2 separate regions of the Homo sapiens genome follow, and region 1 is linked to region 2. Evidence: chromatin contacts called from ENCODE Hi-C or POLR2A ChIA-PET data. All regions are on one chromosome and are shown on one strand. Each heading gives the region's core, a stretch centred on a gene start or an enhancer-like site at or near the end of the contact. The rest is flanking DNA. Distances are from core to core; before and after follow the strand shown.

Region 1 (5,341 bases), core at 838-3,337, 490 kb after region 2:
TTTATGTAGGATGATAACATCATCTTAGACCTCAAATTTCCCCTACAATTTTCAAAAACAATGTTCACCACTCCATCAAAACCAACCAGACATTCCACAAGACAAGACAATGTAATCACAATCTAGAAGACCAGAGAAACACACTCATAAGGGATCCACATAATAGGATTACCACATAGATTTTAAAGCAATTGTGCCTTACAAATTGAAGGAAGTACAAGTCAAGATTACACATTTCAGCAGAGGATTAGAAACTATAAAAGTGAAAAATAGTGAAACCAAAAAGAACTCAATGATTTTAGCAGATTAGACAACTGAGGTGAGATTTTTAGCACATTGGAAGATAGGTCAGAAGAAAACATCCAGAATGAAGCATATTCAGAATGTAGGAGGCATTGGGCGAGGGGTAGGGGTGGGAGATCCTAGTATGTTGAATTGGATTCTCAGGACAAGTGAGAATAAGATAGAATTAATATGTGAAAAAAGAGGCTCCAAACTCAAGAGATGTTTATAACCTCAAGCAGTATAAATGCAAAAGAAAAAGCAGGAGGGTAGGGTGGAAGGGTGATGACAAAACCCTACATGTAGGCACCTCCCAAGAAAACTGCTGAAAAACCAAAAAGAAAATGACGAAAGGCAGCTAGGGCAGGCATAAAACATTTGAAAAAAGAGAAAAGAGAAAATAAGAATGATAATAGATTCCTCAAAGAAACTTTAAAACTAGAGGATAACTGGTTATCTTTAAAGTGCTGATACTAAACAACTATCGAAATTCCAGAACCAGCAGAAAGATCCTTTTAAAATGGAGTCAAACTAAAGACATTTTCATACAAAAGTAAACTCACTGAACCTGCATTAAAGTATATTCTTTGGCCGGGCGCGGTGGCTCACACCTGTAATCCCAGCACTTTGGGAGGCCGAGGCGGGTGGATCACGAGGTCAGGAGATTGAGACCATCCTGGCTAACACAGGTGAAACCCCATCTCTACTAAAAATACAAAAAAAATTAGCCGGGCATGGTGGCGGGCGCCTGTAGTCCCAGCTACTCGGGAGACTGAGGCAGGAGAATGGCATGAACCTGGGAGGCGGAGCTTGCAGTAAGCTGAGACCACGCCACTGCACTCCAGCCTGGGCGGCAGAGTGAGACTCTGTCTCAAAAAAAAAAAAAAAAAAAAAAAAGGGAAAGAAAGTCTGGAGATACGTGATTAGCTAGGGGACTGGCATAAAAGATGACAAGGGCCTGAATTAACACAGTGACTTTAGGGGTGGACAGTAGAGTACAAACCACACATGGAGACTGAATGAATTTTGGGGAAGTTGAATAAAACACTGCCACATCAATGGGTTAACTGTATCACGAAGAAAAACAGTTGCCATTTACGTAATTCACATTACTATTGGAGGCAGAGAAGTGCTCTTTTTTAAAAAGTAATGAAATGAGGAATGTCTCTCTGAAGCAGGACAGGCATTTATTTAGAGCTGGCCTGAACAAAACCTGGAAAATCTAAACTGGCTGCCTGGTGAGCAAAGAATTAGAGAAAAAGTTAATGGTATGGTTTCAATATTTAATGGCATACAGCAGTAGCAGTCTAAGCATTTAAAAAAGTTAAATTTGCTTAGCAAGAGAGGCCTCCTCACACACTGCCATATACACCAAAGAGTAAAACATAAGAGCAAACACAAATAGCAACTGCCACAGATAACCTATTTTTAGAGAATTCAGATGTTTTTGTGGACAAAAAACTTGAACTATAAAAATATACCTCTCAAAAGGTACCTCGCTCGAAATTTGAGATATGTATTTCAGAGGATTATTATCTAAATATACACACCAAATAGTTCTACATTCAAAACTCCTAATATCTTTGCCACAATTATGTTTAGTTTGAATATTTTACTCTGTGAAGTCCAAAACTAAATGTACCTTCAATAAGTAAATTTTCCTTTTTTGAAGTTTTTATTCTACTAAAACACGTCATACAAATCCCTCAGACTGTTTAAAGGAAATTACATAATTGACCACAAAGAAAGGAAAGTGAAACAAGTGGCGGAGCCACAGACAAGGCATGGCCAGATCTTCAAAAGAGAAGCACTCCCACAGCAGCGACCGTCAGTACCAGTACACTGCTCCCCCTTAAGTGAGTTACAGGCAACAGTTTTTGACTACTGGTTAGAAAGGAAAGAAAAATGCAGCTTATGAGAAACAAAGCAGAAAGAAAGAAAGACAAATTTATACTAATTACAGATGCAAAAGAGTACAATCCTGAAAAACGATAACATTATCTATATTAGTACACATTTATTTACTGACATGACAATACAGTTAACAGTAAATGATGATAATCTTACTTTTGCAAAGCCATCTCCTTCTGCTGATAGAGCTCATTCAGAATCTCCACTTTCTGCCTCAAGGTTTTGCATTCATCTTCCAGTCCAGCTTTGGCAGCTTGTAGTGAGTTGCGGTCATCTTCCAATTTCTTTACCTGGTCTGTAAAGGATAAAACATTTGAGTTCCATATGTGTGCACAAGAACTTGAGAACTTGGTTGGGGGCTGGTGCTGAGAGAAATGAGAAGTATGAAAGCAGGAAGCCGCTCTTTATCTTTCTAATGCAATTTTGTATCTTTCCAATATATAGCAATTTCTTCTCAAGAAGCAACCTACCTTCCAGGTTACATTTAGTGGACACGGAGGCTCTTAGCTTAAGCTGTAAAAGCTTTAGATCCTCTTCAACTACCGATATTGCAGTCTGTGTCTAAAAATTGCAGAAGAGACAAGTATTCATAAAAGTGAGGCATAGTAAAAGTATTCACAGGCAATTATGGGACTCTAAAAACGATTATACCCGAGAGACATCCATCATCTGCTTAATTTGATTTTTCATCTTCTCATTCCGGTCACCTAAAAAACAAAAGGCTTTCTTTCATTGCTTTTTCTTCCCTTGCTTTTTAAATCTATATTTTCTTGATTTACCCAAAACTAAACAATTGTCATGTTCAAACATTTAAAGAACAAACAAAAACAGAAAAGGATTAGACTGACTTTTAAGAGAACTGCAAACTTAAGACTGAAAAAGTGAATTCCCATTTGTACAATAAACATGTTATACATGCCATTATTGAGCAAGAAGAAACATGTGAGATAAAGCTCTTTCTTCCATCTGGGCTTAGTGTCTTATTCAGAAAGATTCCCTCCTATTCTCCTCCAGAATCTACTACCAGGTGTGGTTTAAAACACCCACTACACAAGCAATATCCAACTTGAGAGAGGGCATCTAGAAACATTTTCCTCATCAGTAAACACTGCAACACTATAGCCTCCACTCTCATGGCCTTAGTTTATGGATCCAACCACCTCAGTACTCTCAAAACCAGTTGTGGTTTTCTTTCATGGCCTTAGTCAGTTTATGCCTCCAACCACCTCAGTACTCTTAAAACCAGTTGTGGGCCTTAAAACCACACAGCTACTGAGATGACAAGTTTTAAAATGTTATCTCCATGAAATTGAAAAACAAGTTTCTACTACTGTATGTGTCCAATACTTAGAGGTGTAAGACATGACCAGTGCAGCTCCCGTGCACCCTTCTAGTCTCAATGTGAAAACAAAGTCAGTGTTCACTGCATGCTTACTGCTACACCTCACCCTAGCAATCCACCTCTGCCCAATGCAAACAGACACACATTCAAATCCAATGTATTTACACCTCGAAAGCTTAAGAGGAAATGCAGCCAGCTGAAAAGTAGCACTGGTGCACTTAAAGACAGGAAGGCAAAAGGGGTCCATCCTCCTTGAGGCTGATCTTACCTCCCACTTCTCCATTTGCTAATTCATCTGAATCATTTCCACCTTTATTTTGACCCTCAGATTCAGATTCACACTCTAACAGATTCAACTGTGTAATGCAGTTAGTCAAAGCCTAGAAAAGAAGTAAAAGGGCATTAAGAGTCTTTCCATTTAATTCAACAGATTTGATAATTCACAAGAATTAAGCTTGTATTCATGAACGCACTTACATTAATATTATCATCCTTGTGAGTAAGAGCTACTTCCAAATCTTTCTGAGACTTCTCAAATGATTTGATTTGCTCACTGAGCTCAGCATGTAATTTACTCCAGTCTTCGATTTCCTGCTGCAACTGCAAAGTTAAAACACATGATTCCCACAGGTTAGGGCTTTTGCACTGGAGACATTAGGACCACATGAATGAGACAGGTAAATAAGGAACCATGCCTCTCCTTGGCCTATCACTATGGGCTAAGACCTTGGTTAAGTGGGAGGAGACAGTGGCCCCAACCCTCAGAGCTGTAGTGAGAACATCAGAGCTATCAAGGAAATTGATCTTGTTTATTGCATCCTTCAGAAAATTGTAGCCAATTCAAATAATTCACTTCCAGAAGGAACAGAAGGGCTCATCCTACTATCTCCCAAGTCCACACTCCTGATCATGTAACCTTCCCTTGGCTAGTGAAGCAGTAACTACTCAAAGGAGGGTTATAAAATATCTAACTCTTGGGTCTAAAAAGCCAATCTACTACCCACTCGAGGCTACTCAAGTTAATAGCAATTGGTGTCTGACAAAACAAGACTACACACTCTGATAGCCAAAATAAATTGTACAGAACAGAAAATCCAGAACAGATAGAGAATGTATACCTACACTCAATTTTGGAAGCATAGTTTAAACTTTGCATATCTAAGAACAGAATCCTGCACATATATTACCCTAAAAATAGATCTGAGTAAAGGCATTCATGAGGTATGATACTGAGTTCTCTATTTTACATGACCTGGGACACGCACTTTCCTTTACCTGCTCTTTTTTCTTCTTAAGCCTAGCATTTTCTTCTTGAACCCGATGGCATTCAGACTTCACCTTCTCTTCACTAAGCTTAGCTTCATTAAGTGCAATCTGAACCTAATGCAAAACACTCCTATTAGTGAATTAATTCCAAAGAAAACCAGAAAAAGTTACTTTTCCAACCCAACATCATGTAGTTTTCATTTTTTGCACATTTTAGCATATATCAAATTTTTGCTCTGCAATCAAACTATGATATAGTATTAATATCCTGCAGGAATTACAGTCAGCTTTACCTCTGAAAATTCTGAGGCATTCATTGAAATAACATCCTTTAACTTCTCTATAGATTTCTTGTTTTCTGATATCTGCCATGTAAAAACAGAACACAAAATGCATATTAGGATTTTAGTAGAAACACTGGGATACATACTAAGAAGAAGAAACATCAACAAAGTATGTCCCAGAGCCATCCCCTATGTTTCAGGTAAAAGCAGGTGTTTCAGTTTTGCCCTCGGGAAAAATCAAGAACTTAAAGAGGTA
Region 2 (5,385 bases), core at 1,794-4,293:
ATCCCATCCCCCATTCCATTCATTTTACACACTGCCATTAGGGTTATAACTTCTTGTCTATAAATATGAAGGTGTGGTGCCACTCCATTGCTTAACACCATCCAGTGGATCCCCAAGCCCTACAGGGAGGCAGAGCATAGCCCAGACTCCTCAGCAGAACACATGTGCATGAACGTGGGATCTGGTGATTGCCTACCTACCTCTTCAACCGCCTCCATCCTTCACACAACCTGCGCTCCATTTACCAAACCACTGGCAGTTCCCCAAATGAGCCACATTCCTTCATTCGTCTCCTGCCCAGAATGCCCTCCCTCTGTCCCGTCCAGGTGACAAAGTCATCTTTTTCTTTTTCACCAAGTCCCAGATATAGGCACTCCCAGGCAGAGTTAGATACCTATATTATTGCAGCATTTATCAAATTACACTATAACCATTTATTTACATGTCCAACCCTACTCCCCCAGGCTGCAAGCTCCTGAGAGCCAGATCGTATTTAGATTTGTATTTCTGGCAAGAAGCACAAGGGCTACGGAAGCTTAATACACATTTGTTGAATGGATGGTTAGTTTTAAGAAGTACCTAATAAACCTTGGTATTTGTATTTCCTTGAATCTTGTTTTGGTTGCTACCTTTTTTAATGGAAATAGTCACTACTGCTTATGTTTACAAGTTTATTGAGTTCTAATTTTATCTTTTAAGATAAAGATTGCTGATATCATTCATTCACTCATTCATTCATCAATAAATATTTATAGGGAGACACTTGTCAGATACTGGATTTGAAGTGAACAAATCAGACATGGCCCCTACCCTCGTGAGGCTTACAGTCTATTAAATCTATTAAGTATGAAGGACAGGCTGACCTTGAACCAATAAACATGTCCATGTAAAATCATAAATTGAAATGAGAGTTGTGAAGGAAAAGAATAGGTTATAAAGAGGAAGAATAATGGGAGGGACCTAATTTAATTAGAAGAGTTAGGGAAGTTCTCTTTGAAGAAGTTACATTACAGGGAACACTAAAATGTGGGTAGGAGTGAGCTACGCAAAGTCATGGAGAAAGAGTATTCCAGGTAGAAGAAATAGCATGCGTGAAGACCTTAAGCAAGTGGAAGGCAGCTGCTGAGGCTGGGGACTGGGAGGTTGGGGCTGGAAGCAGACAAGCCTAGAGAAGTTGTCAGGGGCTAGACGATGGGGTTTTGACCTAGAATATAAACTTTGTTTGTAGTTCATAGGGAAGACATTGAAGGTTTAATATATGGGAATGACGGGAACCTCTGGCAGGGCTCTGCCTGTGAGCATCACATAGCACCCCGAGGATGTGTTTGCTACTCTAGGTTTCAGTGGAGAAAAAAGCAAGTGACAACCCTTCTGTTCCTGCTCAGCAAAAGCTTTGATCACCAGCCCCCTTCCCCTGAATATACTGGAGAAAAATAACAGAAGTGCATTTCAAGGTCCACATGTGAGAAGACCCTAAGCTGTCCTGGCTGTTCAGGTAGAAGTTGTCATCTTCCTCAATGATCTCGGCTGTTGGAAGACATGGCCAGGCAGACAGAATCTAAAAGTTCTTCCAGGTGTGACATGAGTCCCTGGAGCTCAGTGACAGAAACCAGTGTCCAAAACCAGATGCCACCCTGGGGAGGGGGCTTTGGGAGTTCCTGGGAGGCCATAACACCGTCTGGAAGGCTCCTCTCTCCCACATATTCACAAAGTTGCATGATAAGCCAGGCCCCTGCTGGTCTTGCAGCATCCACCTATGATGCAGAGTAAACAGTGCCACACGTCAAGCTGTCCCCAACCTTGCCCTCGGTTCCACTACCAAAAGAGGGAACACTGGGCTTGCCCCAGCAAGGTGTTATTTATGTCAGGCTAGGGCCACTGTGGCTCCCAGCTCTTACTGCTTTCTAGGTGCCCTTACAGACTTCCCCACTGCCCCCTGCATATGCCAGAGTGTGAACATCCCCTCCCTCTCCACAGCCCCCACAGTGGGGTTCGGGTGGGCAGGGAGGTGGTTTCATCCCTCTACATACAGCCCTTGGAGACCTACCTAGGCAATTTGTCACTCAGGCTTCAAGCTGCCAGCCGAGGAGGGGAGCTGAGAAGACTCTATAATGAGATCTTTGCACTGTAATTAAGTGCCAGGCTTTGTTTTACACCTATCTTTCCCGCCTTGCCCGATCCCACCGCCAAGCTCCTCCAGGCAGTGAGTGGGGAGTGTCAGCTGCTCTGTGATTACACCCCAAGTGGCAGGTGGCAGGGAGCTCCTCCGCCTGCAGTCTGCGCCCCACCCCCAGGCTTCCCCCACCACCAGTCTTAACTCAAGACAGTGCTATTTCTGTCCTTGAACTGGGTTTCACCCCAGAAAGCCACTCCACCGCTTTCTCATAAGGCTACCTCCTTTTAACCCTGTGGTTGCACGGCCTCTGGGGTGTCCATTTCTTTCTTTTGACACGTCCCTTTTCCTGAAAGTTTCAGCAAACCCCATAGGCAGAGGGAGTTAGAAAAAGGAAAAGAGAAGTTAGGGCAGGAGGAGCACTGTTCTTATAGGACAGGAAGGGTCTGTCTTCTCTCTTGGGTCCTCCACACAAAATCGGAGCTTCCAAACACCCCAGCTCCCAAACATATGCAGCAGATTCTGCTGACAGGAATGTGTCACTGTGATCTTCACATTTTAGCCTGAAGTTTAGCCTACCTGAAGAAGCACCGGAGTGGGAGTGGGAGAACATGGGATGGTGCTTCTCTTTGGCCTGGCTGTGCTTTTGGACACTTCAGGTCTTCGGCCTGGGTTTCCTCCTCCGTACGATGAGGAGAGGATGGGAGGGGGCAATGCTGGCATGTGTGATCTCGATAGACACTGTGGAAGTCTGCAGAGACCGGAGCATAACCTCTGCCTCCTCTCCCCGGGCCTAGCCTCTCACAGCCCTCAGAGAAAACCCTGAGCTGCGGCGTGGCCGAGACGGGGGCGTGGCCTGGCAGGTGGGCGGGCCCTTCCGTGGGCGGGGCCGCGAGGTTTTCAGGAGCCCGAGCGAGGGCGCCGCTTTTGCGTCCGGGAGGAGCCAACCGTGGCGCAGGCGGCGCGGGGAGGCGTCCCAGAGGTGAGCGCCCTGCAGCGGCAGGGGATGGGCCGGGGGCCCTAAGTCGTAGGCAGCGCGGGGCGGGGACGCGGCTGCCTGCGGAGGTCGGACTCCTCTCCGCCCTCCTCCCGGGCTGTCCGGGTCTATTTTCCAGTCTATGTCCAACTCGCGCCGCCTCACTAGGCGGCGCTCTCTGCCCCGCGGCACCCGCGAGACGTGGGGTCCCTCGGCCCAGGGACGGGGTGAGCGTGTCATGTGGGTGCCCTGTGCCCGGCAGGTTGGAGACGAAGAGACCTCGGCACAGACGAAGTCACTCACATCCTCGCTTTGAAACAGAGCGGGTCCTTCTTGTGCTGTCTCGCTGTCACTCTCGCCCCCACCCTGTGGAAGAGGCAGGTGGCTTGTCCCCAGTCACTTTCTTCCTTGGAAAAGGGAGACAGAGGGCCATCTCCAGCAGGGCCATGGAAATCCCAGAAAGTCACTGAGCTGCTCAACAAAAGGCCCTAAACACCCCACCCCACAGCACCAGGCAGTGCACACTGGCCAAGACTCCGTGGTAAATATTGCTGGCCTTTATGTTGAGAGGGGGAAAAAAAAGCCTGCCTGTGAAGATCATTGCCCAGTGGCCATGCTCCTGTGAAAACACAATTGGAAAGCCATTTCCTAAGGGGCGAGGGTGGGTCTGGGACCATGCTGTGGCTTGGGTGATTGGTGGTTGCAGGAGTGAGGGTGCTGCCCTGGGAAGGCGCTGAGGCCCTGTTGGGTGGGAATCGACGGCTGCGGCTTTCTCCCGGAGGAGGGAGAGCGGTGTTGTTACCTAGTGTTGGGAACACATCCGTCCAGCACCGTGAACTGCAAACAAGCAGAGTAACCCTAGTGTCCTTCAGATACTGTTGCTGAGCAGTCACCTAGTCAATGAGATGATCTGTTTGGACGGCAAGTGCATCTGTAATGCCGCCCTCTTGCTCAGTGCCTGGAAGAGGCATTGGTGACTCCCCGCTAATGCTAGGGGTAGCTACCGTGCAGGAGCAGTCAGGCTCTTGCAGGGCCAATGTGGTTTCATCAATTTTCTCCTGCATTTACCCAGCCCCTCCGAATTCTGAGAAGTGCGTCCAAGATCTCTTGGACTCCTTGACTCAGTTCACCCTTGTTCTTGTGGGCAGAAAACAATTCCCAGTGTGCCATGCACAGCCAGTCAGAAGGGAAGCCCTGGAGCAGGGCCCTGGGAGAAGTTCTGTGGGGCTGGATGCTAATTATTCAGTTACTGGATTGTGGGGAAATTCCAGGGGAGGTCCCAGAGGAGAGACCGTGCTAAAGCTAATTACTAAGCAGTACAAAAATAATCTCTCTCTCTCTCTTTCTCTCTCTCTCTCTCTCTCTCTCTCTCTCTCTCTATATATATATATATATATATATATATATATATATATATGTAATTTTTTTTTTGAGACAGTCTCACTCTGCCGCCCAGGCTGGACTGCAGTGACACAATCTCGGCTGACTGCAACCACTGCCTCCAGGGTTCAAGCGATTCTCTTGCCTCAGCCTCCCAAGTAGCTGGGATTACAGGTACCCACCACTACGCCTGTCTAATTTTTGTATTTTTAGTAGAAATGGGGTTTCACCATGTTGGTCGGGCTGATCTCAAACTCCTGACCTCAGGTGATCCGCCTGTCTTGGCCTCCCACAGTGCTGGCATTACAGGTGTGAGCCACTGTGCTGGGCCAAAAATAATCTAAATTTCAACAATCAGCATGACCATGCCTGTGCGTATGACCCTAATTATCAGTCTGACTGATTCTTCCTTCCAAAATGATGGCAGAGGATCACCTCTTTGGATATTTACAGCTCTGAGCAAAGCAAAAAGCATGTAGGTGCCATTGTCTGAATGCAAAACCAGCCATGCCAGGTTTTCGGTGTTGTTTCTGAGGAGGGAGCGCCTCTCTGGAGGACGGTGTTTCCAGAACAGTGCCTCCGTTGTTCATTCCCGTGCATCAGGAAGTTTGGCTCTGCTGAGTGTTGAAAGCAAAACTCTCCTGTTTATTTGTCTCTGTATACTAACAGACTTAAACAGCAGACAGCACTGGAATGTCCAGTTACTGCATCCAGATGTGTTTGTTTCACTCTTAACATTGTGGAAAAGAATGCAGAAGGCAGATCCAAAGCTTCAATCAGATTTCTGAAGCTTAAGTGATTCCCAGCCTTGGTCCCTTAATGTGAGAGCAACAGCGTATAGTGTCTTCCGCTCTCTGGGACAAACCCAAGTTTGAGGCATAGTCCCTGCTGTCCAAAAGCTCCTAGGTCTAAGTAG

Evidence for each region. Hi-C counts contacts between places; a loop is a spot of excess contacts on that map. ChIA-PET counts read pairs that join two places held with the same protein, here RNA polymerase II (POLR2A). Pooled maps may share reads with other maps.
Region 1: a loop to region 2 is called in a map of CD8-positive, alpha-beta T cell, with 3 times the contacts of the local background. The contact joins the enhancer-like site here to the promoter of TLR5 in region 2. A Hi-C loop is called at or near these places in 1 of 168 maps with a recorded cell type or tissue (CD8-positive, alpha-beta T cell), 1 of 37 single-sample maps with no recorded cell type and 7 of 50 pooled maps. POLR2A ChIA-PET finds 5 or more read pairs at or near these places in 2 of 52 experiments (PC-9 and naive thymus-derived CD4-positive, alpha-beta T cell).

Annotation. Positions count from the first base shown.
Region 1 is chr1:222,651,802-222,657,142 of GRCh38, reverse strand. It overlaps MIA3 (MIA SH3 domain ER export factor 3), which reads right to left. Exons shown (of 28, transcript NM_198551.4): 12 at 5,095-5,166; 13 at 4,811-4,915; 14 at 4,013-4,135; 15 at 3,804-3,915; 16 at 2,845-2,900; 17 at 2,664-2,754; 18 at 2,350-2,488. Among named protein-coding and RNA genes, the nearest start is that of MIA3, 36 kb to the right of the region's middle. RefSeq lists an enhancer at 1,932-2,171. Within about 2 kb of position 2,087, at least 10 of the 41 ENCODE cell types and tissues checked have a DNase peak (open chromatin) inside an H3K27ac peak, as active enhancers do; they include CD8-positive, alpha-beta T cell, where a contact is called at or near this core.
Region 2 is chr1:223,140,906-223,146,290 of GRCh38, reverse strand. TLR5 (toll like receptor 5) reads left to right here and starts at 3,043. Exons shown (of 6, transcript NM_003268.6): 1 at 3,043-3,095; 2 at 4,528-4,643. It overlaps LOC124904522 (a long non-coding RNA gene), which reads right to left and starts at 2,936. Exons shown (of 2, transcript XR_007066895.1): 1 at 2,693-2,936. RefSeq lists a silencer at 2,885-3,254.